Regions from separate parts of the Homo sapiens genome. Here region 1 is linked to region 2. A link is an interaction called in ENCODE POLR2A ChIA-PET data of the cell type or tissue named here. Cell type or tissue: IMR-90. All regions are shown on one strand. Each heading gives the region's core, and the rest is flanking DNA. Links, peaks and the distances in the headings are about the cores only. Region 1 has its middle 46 kb from the start of LINC01718. Region 2 holds the start of LOC105372703 (a long non-coding RNA gene).

Region 1 (5,372 bases), core at 197-5,196, 310 kb after region 2:
AGGCGCAGCTTGCAATGAGCCGAGATCGTGCCACTGCACTCCAGCCTGGGTGACAGAGCGAGACTCCGTCTCGAAAAAACAAAACAAAACAAAACAAAACAAAACAAACAAACAAAAACAGAAATGGAATCTCTCCCAGTTCTGGAGGCCAGACACCTGAGGTCAAGGTGTGGGCAGGGCCCGCTCCCTCCGTAGGCTCTAGGGCGGGTCCTTCCTGCCTCCCCCTTCTTCCGGCAGCTTGGGCAGCTCCTGGGCTCCTGGCAGCATCACTGCAGCCTCTGTCCGCGTGGCCACATAGCCCCTGCTCTGTGTGTTTCTCACAGCCTCTCATCTCATTCCTGACAAGTTACTGGATTCAGGACACACCCTAAATCCAGGATGATCTCATCTTGAGACTCTTGACTTCATCACATCTGCAAAGGCTGATTTCCAAATAAGGACCCATGCACAAGTTCTGGGGCTGGAACTTGAACATATCTTTTGGGAGGCCACTGTTCAACCCAGTAGAGATTCCTAGACTGGGTGGGGGTGGTGCTGGGGTGATGACACTCAGGGGCATCCATACGCAGGGCCAGGTGGGGAGAGAAGACGCAGCCTCATGGGCACCTCGGGGTGGTCTTTGGCATCAGTATGGTGAGCACCCACTGGACTCCGCTAAGCCCCTCTTCTTTCATAGGAAACCCAGACATCTGGGAAAGTCGGGGCTGAGTGGTTTTATTCAGCATGTTTCCTTGTTACCTCATCTACTATACATGGATGACCAATTTTCCAGGAATTAGAATAAAATGCACTTAACACTAAAGCTATTTTAAAACTTAATTTCAATTAAGTTCCTTATGAATATCAATTATCACTGTATGGTATGATCGCTAGTTAATAAGGATTTCCAGTTGATAGAATGGCAAATTAAGCGGCTTTATTGTACTCAGCACGGGGCCACTTTGAAAGGTGCATCGCTCCACGTGCTTTTAGGGAGACGGCACAGACCACGGATCCAGGTGTGGCTTCCCGTGAGGGCTGGCACGTGCTCTGCTCCTGCAACTGTGGGCCAACACTCACCTGGCCTGGCCTCGATGGCCTCATCTGTAGGTGACACAGTGACAGCCTCAGCAAGCGCAGGTTGCCAGGATAACAGAACAGAACAGCTAAGGTGTGCTGCCCTTCCCAGGAGCCATCAGAAATAGGCGCTCTTTTTACCCCCATTGTAGAACAGTGCCGTTTCAGATGAGGAAGTCTCTTGCCCAGAGTGCTCCACAGGTGGGCGTCAGGCTCTTACCCACCACGGGTAGACTTGGGGAGGCTCTGTGTCCCCAACGCTCCCTGAAGCTTCTCCCAAGCTAGAAGCGCATTCATCCTTAGGAGCCCCCCACCCTCCAGGTCCTGCCCAGAGCACAGACATTGCAGGTAAAATCAACACAGAGAGAGCGAAGGGACAGCAGTCAGTGTTGACCAACATCTGGGATCCTTGGGCCTCCCCTGGCAGCTTCGTGCTCATGGGACACACCCTGCATAGGGTGGTGGCTCATCCCTGACACTCCCTGGACACTAAGAGGCAAATTGCTGCCCAAAAGCCCTGGGATAATTTGTTCACCTGCTGCCGGGGTTTCACAGCCAAGGCCCTGAGTTCGTTCGTTCTTTATTTTATTAATTAATTAATTAATTAATTAATTTATTTATTTATTTTTAGTAGAGATGGGGTTTCACCATGTTGGCCGGGCTGGCCTCAAACTCCTGACCTCAAGTGGTCCACTCTACTCGGCCTCTCAAAGTGCTGGGATGACGTAGACCTGAGCCACTGCGCTCGGCCTCCAGCTTGTAAATTGAGTCCTTTTATTTTCATATGTCCTACTTTTTGTTCTCAATGCTTATTTTTTTTTTCCCTTGGTCATACCTGCTATGTTGTGTTGATTTGTCTTTAAGAAACAAAAACATCTTGTGGTTTTCATCGATCAGCAATTTTGTTTTCCTATTTTATTATTTCTTTCTATGATTTCCCTCAGGGTTGGAAAGAGGGGCCCGCTTTTCCTGAGTGCATGGGTGGGAACTGACACGTAAACATACCCATGGCAAAGCAAGCTCTGTGTGTGTCCAATCTGGAGCCACTCATCTGAGCCCAGGCCGCCCCTCCTGCCGTGGCCGTGTGGAGACGGGACTTCAATCCTGCTTCTAGGGACGGCGAGGGTGAGATGGTAAGGATACTTGGAACGTGGCCTTTCAGTGTCTGACCCATGAAGGGGGCATGAGCAAGTTTCCAGAGTAACAATTTAGATGTCTTGCTTGGAATTAATATCTTGCAGCTCTTAAAGCCCTGGGAAAAGTTGAGTATTAGTCAGGTATTTAGTTGCTAAGAGACCGGTAGAGAAGCAGGCGGCCCGGCTTGGAGAAGATTCTAGCAGTGCCGGATCCTGCAGGGTTTGAAATGTTTGATTTGTGGAGAACAAAGCTCCTTCTCCCCAACCCCCCAATTTGTTTTTAAACAAAGAGTGGGTCTCCAATTTCTTGTCATGGTTCCCTTGTTCTGTACTCAGCCTCCTTGAATATGAAAACCAAGCCTAGATTTTCCTGTCTTAACCCTCGGGGAAGGGGCTTCTTGGGGTCTTGGCTCAGCATACCTGGTCACCCTTCTCCTTCCCCTCCCCCTGGTGGGGCCCATTTGCCATATTCCCACCACCTGATCTCACACCTGGCCACAGCTGGTTGGACCATGGTGTGAACACACGATCCAAGTTGGGACAGATTCTGTGTCCTGGGAATTTGGACCTGGCTCTGAGGGATTCTTGTATAAGTGTCTCTCCAGCACAACAGGACGCCGACTGAGGGACCAGGGGCCATGGTGCGTACCGCCATTGGAATGGGCAGCAGAGACAGCCACAGAGGGGCCAAGCGTGGCTTGGAAGCTAAGAGAGGCTGGTGGTGTTGCCTCTTTCTGCCCGCCACCCCTTTCCTGGGCCTGCGCCTCTGACCTGGGCCTCATGAGATGCGGGGTCCTTTGTATGAACCCTCCTTCTCCTGGCTTACACTAGCTCAAGTTGTCTTCTATTTCTTGCAACCAAAAATATCCCAATTAATCCCTTTCTGTTGCTGGAGTACACTCAGAGACACATTTGCATCTCCCCCCCTTTTCCCCAGGGACCTCGATATGCAGAGTCTTCGTTTTCAAACATCCTCTGAGTCTTAAAACCTGGACTTGCAGCCTCTGTGCCGCTTCCATTCGGGGTTCTCAGAAATCCAGGTTAATCCCCTTCTATTTCTCATTACCTGGCAGACCTCTGGGACTCCCCACCAGAGCCCTTCCTGGCGGATGAGGTGCCATCTTGCCAAAGATGGGGATCGCCAGCTATTTTTTGGAAATGTAGGTTGATTATAACTCAGGGTGTTTTGATGTTAAGCTACAGTTTAGGGCATATTTTAGCAGAGTTAGGCTTGGGCCTCACTGGGATCTCAGTCCTGGCTCCACTATTAACTGGGTACATAGCCCTGAGCACATTATTGAATCTTTTTAAATCCTCAATTTCCATATCTATAAATTGGGGAAAATAATATTTTCTGTTTTGAAAATTACAGGAGGGGTTCTATTGTTAGGAGTTGAATTGTGCTCTCCTAAAATTTGTATGTTGAAGTCCTAACCTCCAGCATCTCAGAATGTGACCTTATTTGGAGACAGGGCCTTTACCAAGTTAAAACGAGGTCACTAGGGTGGGCCCCAATCCAATATGACCAGTGTCCTTAATACAAGGGGAAACTCGCTTGTATTAAGGGGAACACACACAGGAAAACGCCATGTGAAGATGAAGGTGGGGATCAGGGTGAGGCTTCCTCAAGCCAAGGAAGAGCAAAGATTGCCAGCAACTACTGGAAGCTGGAGAGAGGCCTGGAGCGGAGCCTCCCTCACAGCGCAGGAGGAACCGGCCCTGCAGACACCTTGGCTTCAGACCCCTGGTCCCCAGAACTGTGAGACGATGCAGCCCTGCTGTTTATGCTCCAGTCTGTGGGCCTTTGTTGCAGCAGTCCCGGAGAGGAAAGCGTCCATGTAAAGTGCTCTGCAGGGATGGGTGTGTGGCCAAGGATCTTGGCAGGTATTGTCACTGCCTCCCCCAGTGTCCCCTTCCTTTGGGCGGTCTCCTTGGGCTGCCTTACATTCAGAACCTCCGTGGCCGAGCCAGCCCTGCCTCTAAGCTCCTGCTGCGAACCGCCACTCTCCTGCCTGGGAGATGCCTTCCGTGGAGCCCGGCACAGCATGGGTGGCTGGAGCCTAGAAGGCCAGAGGCTCCTGGGCCACGAGGGCCCCCAGTTGAGCTCAGTGCATTTCTGGAGGCTCAGCAGGCCCTGAGTGCCCTTCTCCACACTGTGCCCATGGAACCCCCATCTGGAGCTGCGCCCCCCTCACAAGTGAAGCAAGGCACAGAGCAGATGAGAATGCAAGGTCCTGGCCTGGTGTTTTCTGTTGGTGAGGTCAGGGCAGCCTCTGCGGGACTGGCTGGTGGGAGAAACAAGGCCCAGAGTCCAGCAGGTTCTCTACCCTCTGCCCTGGAGCCAGGGAGGGCTGAGCCTCAGCTTCCCCCTGCCTGTGGCCTTGATGTGATCCACTGTCTCCTCCAGCCCTGCCGCCCTGCCCCGAGGCCATCCTGAGGTCCTTGTCAAGTGTGGTCTGGAGGCTCCACTCTGCATCCAGGCGGGAGGGCAGGGCCCACCCTGGCCAGTGCTGCCACTCCCGCCTCAGTCAGGGCTGGCACGAGAGGGCAGGACTCCAGTCCCTGATGCTTCTGTGTGTTTTTCCTTCACCACTTGTCACTTGGGACTCCTGGGCTGGAGGGACGTGCAGGGTGGCTGCTCTGTTCCTCTCCTGTCCCCTTTCCAGGGATCAGGTACTGACTCCATTTGTGCCCAAGCACGTCGTCCCCTCCCCTGCATGCCTTTTTTCCTACTCCTCATCCCTCTAACTCCTGCCTGCTGGCTTCTCCCTCCTGGCAGCTCACCCAATTGCGCGGAGGTTAATGATGCTTTGTGAAGATGTTTCGCATCTCCCCAGAGTCAAAGCAGCCATCATGTAGGCCGTCATCATGGTGACGGTGTAAACAAGGTGGGTTTCACAGTGTTCCCTCTCTGATTACTGAGGCTCTCACTGGGACGGTGTACTCTAAGATCAAGCCGCTTTACAGTGAGACACACAAAGACAAGCTCAAGTCCATCCTCCCCCAGATCCACCAAGGTGGCCCTCGGTCCAAGTAATTTTACGAACAGGAGTTTCTATTTCAGAAATCTTCCCGAGAGAAAACTCTAGAAAGTTCAAAACCCCAAAGAATTCTCCAACAACTAAAAAAAAAAACGAGCAAGTTTAACCGTTTCAACCATTTTCATTCTCCTTGTTGCTA
Region 2 (5,372 bases), core at 71-5,070:
TCTCATGGGCTAACTGGATCTCTGCCTCCTCAGTGGTTATCTGGTTGAACTCCACCTCCTTTCTCAATAATTGTGGCTGCAATTCCTGCACTTTCTTGATAGCAGTTTCATCTTCATGATGAAGATAGCGCAGGCATCTTCATGAAATCCTGCATGTTTGCATTTCTTGCACTTTCACTTTGCAACCAACTCCATTGCACTGAGGCTTTATGGATAGGACAGTTGCAATATAAAACAATCAGCTAAGATCAAGCCGTGATGACCTGAGTGTATTAGGCAGAGATGGATCTCAGTGATGAGCAGTGAGGCATGTTAGAGTGGGAATTCAATTTAGGAGTGGTCTGTACAAGAATGCCTTTTTTCCCCAATATCACCATGTAACTAGGGCGATACAAAGAGTTAGGATGTGGGCAGCCCTCCCCGCTAGTCCCCTCTAGTGCTGAGGGTGATGGTCTCCAAAGAGGCGCCTCGAATCCTACCCCTCTGTATTTGCATGCTGGACTGCCCATCAGAGGGAGGGGCTTATGCCCAGCCCTTGAACCTGGACTGGCCAGTGACTGTCTGACTCATACAGTCCTGCAGAAGAGATGTTCCCGCCTTCCACAGCTGGGTCACAGGAGCCTTCTGGTTTCCACAGAGGACTCTTGGAATGCTCCCTGTGGGGACATCTGCTCTCAGAACCTAGTCCCTATGCCATCAGAAGGCTGAACCATGTCCAGTCTTTGCTGCCAGCATATCTCCAAGCTGGTGACCAGCGTCCACTACTAGCCACATACATGTGCCATCTTGCATGCCCTGGCTGGTCATGGCTTGGGATGATGCCAGCCTTAACCCCACTGAGTGCAGGTGCATGAGAAACTCCAAGTCCGGACAGGCCAGCTGAGCCCAGCCAACCCTCAGAGCCACGGAGCAGCTGTTTGACGCCTCTGAGCTTTGAGGGGTTTGTTTTGTCACACTGTACAACCGAAATGCACACTGCAGTACAACCGAAACGCACACTGCAGCACAACCAAAACGCACACCGCAACACCCTTCTTGGGCTCTCGCTTTTAAGACAGGCCTGAATCTTCAAATAACACAACTTCAAGCACCAAGATTGTTTTGACCATTTTGACAAAAAATCAAACTATTTTTCAGTTAAAAGACAAGTCTTTTAAAAGTTAAAAATATATTCAGTCAGAAGAGTCAACACCGAAGGCAGATGCTAGGCTTGGGGGGAAAAATGAAAGAGGCGTTGAAAAGCTTTACCCAATGTGTTTTCATTGTGTAAATAAGAATGAAATTTTATGATCTTCATGTTTTTAGGTAAGTTAAGGTTTTTGGTTTTTTTTTTTTAGCTAATTTTTACTATTTGTCTGGGGGCATTGAAAATGAATTGAGCTTCCTTCCACTGATTTTGGGAATCTTATTGATTTAATAACATGGCAGGATTTACTTTTGCCAAGGTTCTCTTTCTGGACACTGCTGGGATGTTTTCTGTGGGTAGTTAGTGGACTTTAGCACCCTACTAACACAGGATGGCAAAGTTTTGACCAATATTTTTTTTGGAAGTACAGAATATGCCTTTTCATATGAAATGTTTTCAGAGCAGCTTCCTTCTGCCCTTATCCACTCAAATAAAGTTCTGACATGCAAATAAATTTTGCATTAGCAGAGATATATGACATCTACAGTTAAGGACTATGGCCAACCAATTATACCCACATGCCATTTTCTACTTTTACAAACCCCTGATAAAAGAGAAAAGTCTTGAAGACAGCATTTCACACATAAAATATTTCTTTTATAGCAAAACGTGTCCAACTGATTTACGAGGTCCTCTCAAGGAGAACAAAACACACACTATAAAACTGAAACTCACAGAAAGATTTCCCCAGCTTCTTTAGAAAAAACACACTCAAATTGCACGGGGTATAGATTTTCATAGTATATAATGTGAATTCTTCATGGAAGCTGTGCTTTCATCCTGGTGAGTTTATTTATTTCTATGGTAGTATAATTTTTTTTAAAAAACAATACATTTTCTCAAGATACTTGTCCTTGAATTAAAGGCATCACTGGAAAAATTTGACCCATAAGTCAGGGAAATGCAAGGTGCATTTTGCCTAATTTGGGACACCTGAATCAGAATTGTAGCAGGGTTCAGGGTGGCAGACGATAGCCCACTGGGCAAACCTGGCATGCACTGTTTGTGAAAATAAAACGTTGTTGGAGTCTGGACGGGTCATTAAGTGCTGTCCGCGGCTGTCTTCCTGCTGAAGTGGTGGAGCTGAGTGGTTCTGATGGACATCCGGCCCATGAAGCTGAAAAGCCTACTGGCCCTTAGTAGAAAACGTTTCCCGATTCCTGGATGGATGGAAAAGGACCAGTCTTTCTGGCATCATCAGAATGTCTTCTGTTTTCCAGGGGCACATCTGGAGGCCCCATGGAATTTTCCTAACCGTCGTGTGGAGTGTGTCAACAAAACGGGACCGTCTGCATCAGGGCAGTCATGAAAGGGTCCCCAGCGACCTAAGTCCTTTTAAGTGGAGTACAATGGACCCAGATTCCATGAGAGAAGCCGCCATGCACAGTGGCACTTGGGAGGAAAAGAAAAACCCTCTCGTTTCCTTATTACCCGAACACACTGACGATCCATTTGTAAAAGACGGCCCAGCCAGCATCTCCCTCCCTGAGAGGGCGGTGTGTGCTGCTGAAACTCTGATTACAACTGCTCTTAGGATGAAGTGACTGGAGCCCAGATACCTTATTTAGCAATCAGTGCTCGGCACAAGGACTTGCTGTGCCAACGAAAAGGAAGCGAGGCATTTTGGCTAGTCACCGCGTTTTTGCTGCGTCACAGGGAGACAGAAGATGGGCTGCTATTTCGTCGGCTAAATGCTATCATTTTAAGCACCGTTCCAAAGAAAACAGGGATCTTGCCAGAGGAAAATAACATATACCATAAAGGAAAAAGAAATGTGCATCAAGGCAAATAAACAGCTCTCTACTAAGGGCCTAGGATCTTGCTAGACGAGTCATTTCTCTGGTTGAAAAGCAGTTGAGAAAGGCAAGACAAGGGGGGCGGGGGCCCAGCAGGGCACCTCTGAGCCCTTCCTGCTGCTCTTCAAAGACAGACGCATTTTCCTTTCTACGGTCTCCTTGCAAGTCTTCTGTAGGCCCTGCCACCTTCAGGCTGACTGACTGCCTCCTTCAAATATCAGCATTTGGTGAGTTCCCACCATGTCCCAGGCCCTGCGCTGGGTGCTAGGACGCAGGAGGGGGCAAAACAGGCCAGGCCTTGCCTTTCTGAGCTTGCTGCAGGCAGAGCAGACAAGAGGCCTTTGTCCTTGGGCCCTGGTATGGAGCATCTAAAAACCCTTGGAATTTCCTGAGAGATTGGAGTGTCTTTGTTATGCTAATGAAGTGACTCACTGTTGGCCCCTGGGTGGTTTTAGGATGGGGAGGCTGGTCGCCAGAAAGACCAGGCACAGGACCAGAGAGTTGGGGACTTGGAGCTAGCCTGACCTCCAGATGGGGGTGGGGGGGTGTTGGAGACTGAGTTCAATCGTGAGGCCAATGTGTTAATTAATCATATCTACATAACAAAACACAATAAAAATCCTGGACACTGAAGCTCAGCAGAGCTTTGTGCTGGTGGACAGATGGATGTGCTGGAAGGAGACCCCTGCTGACCCCTGCTGACTCCATGACAGAGGGATGGAAATTCTGCCCCTCCCAGACCTCACCCTATGCGTTCTGTTTCCTTTATAATGAAAGCACAATTAGAGGTAACTGAGTTCTGTGAGTCATTCCAGTGAGTTATCCATTCTGAGCATGTTGTGGGAACTCCAGAATTTGTAGCCAAGGTCCCCCGGGACTTGTGGCTTGCATCTGAAGTGGGGGTAGTCTTTTGGAGACTTTTGTCCTTAACCTGTGGGGTCTGAGCTGCCTCTGCTAGACAGTGTCAGAAGTGAATTGCAGGATACCCAGTTGGTGTCTGGCCAGTGGGGTTGAAATGGAATCCATGCAGTTGGGGGCGAAGGTGCAAGAGTGATCATGATGGTGCTTAAGAGAGGAGCAAGGTGAGCCCAAGGTGGGGGTTGAAGCCGAGACTAGGAGGTCCTGACCTAGTCGAGGAGGGCAGGGCCAGCTCCACTGGGAAGTGACAGCTGACCTGGGATCTGGAGCATGAGCAGGGCTAGCCAGGTTAGGAAAGGGCACTCCAGGCAGCAGGAAGAGCATGTGCAAAGGTCCTGTGGTGGGGCTGGGAGAAGGCAAGTGTGGCCAGACTGGAGAAGGCGAGGGGAGGTGGGGCAGGGCCAGGCCACACTGGCCTGGAAGGTCACAGAACACATGTGGCCAGAGTCCTGGAGCCCCTCCCCAGCACATGGGCCAACAGGATGCTCCCCACACCCACATGAGGCAGCTGGTGTCTTTACCCCCACTTTAAAACCCTGACTTCTGCGTCTCCAGGAAGGGTACTGGGGAGTCGACACCCTCATGTCTGTGAGCTGACTGCAGGACGTCTCCTGTCCAGGTGCTGGCACCTCATCTAACATTTGAAGGTAAAAGCAGCTCTGGCCTCCTGCAGGTGCAAGGACCCGGGAGCCGCTCTGTGGGCTGGGCTCAACCCAGGTGTTGGCCCAGGCTCGGCCCAGGCTGGCCATTCCGGATGATTCTCCTACTTCCTCCTCGGAGTCCTCAAGTATCACTGTCCCCTTGCACTCCCTGTCTTTGAATCTTACTTTCCATCCTCCACCTCCTCCGGCCGCAGTGCACCAAGCTGGAAGCAGCACCCTGCAGCCGGGCTGGACCACTCTGGAGAGCAGTGAGCCCAGCAGAGCCCCCCTAGGGATCTTCAGCCCCAGCTATGAGTCTCAGAAGCCATGCCCCAGGGCTGTGGTTTCACAGGTGCAGGTCCAACCCTCCTTTCTCTGCCTTGTGGCTGCCTGTCCTGGGGCAGGTTACGTTGCCCCTGGGAGCCTCTGTTTTCTGTAAAATGGTCCCAGTAATGGCATGCAAACTCCTGAGCGCTGTAAGGATGGACAGAGACAGCATGGCGCAGTCAGTCCCTGTTACTACGGAACCCATTGTCATGAATTCTGCTGCTTTGCAGGCTCAGAAGAAAAGCCACGTCTGCCTACACAATCTCACAATCCGGCTTCAGCAAAGCATGAGTTAATTCAACTTCATACTCGTGAACGTGAAGCGGGGGTTGGAAGGAATGAAGGCTGCAGGACACCCATGTACCAAGAAAAAGAAAGACAAATTGGTTGTTTTATCTACTTTACATCATGATGGAGTCCTAAAAAGTAAACAAATTTACACAGTTATTAATAAGACATATTAAAAGAAAGGAGTGAGAATAAGTTGTTGTTTTTTTTAATTGC

What was found. ChIA-PET counts read pairs that join two places held together with the same protein. Peaks named below come from ENCODE experiments on the same cell type or tissue, not always from the same donor. Only the 100,000 strongest peaks of a DNase experiment are listed, where the experiment ranks them.
Region 1: POLR2A ChIA-PET joins it to region 2 with 5 read pairs; 2 of 35 experiments call an interaction of 5 or more read pairs at or near these places.

Annotation. Positions count from the first base shown.
Region 1 is chr20:61,122,738-61,128,109 of GRCh38, reverse strand. No RefSeq gene overlaps it. Among named protein-coding and RNA genes, the nearest start is that of LINC01718, 46 kb to the right of the region's middle. RefSeq lists an enhancer at 4,320-4,965. In IMR-90, for the core only: no CTCF peak of the experiment used is centred there; a DNase peak (open chromatin) is centred at 369.
Region 2 is chr20:61,434,878-61,440,249 of GRCh38, reverse strand. The region is part of intron 2 of CDH4 (cadherin 4); the gene reads right to left. It overlaps LOC105372703 (a long non-coding RNA gene), which reads left to right and starts at 2,825. Exons shown (of 2, transcript NR_187684.1): 1 at 2,825-3,209. RefSeq lists enhancers at 2,620-3,209, 2,187-3,386, 3,210-3,798. In IMR-90, for the core only: no CTCF peak of the experiment used is centred there; DNase peaks (open chromatin) are centred at 2,819 and 3,799; H3K27ac peaks cover 944 bases.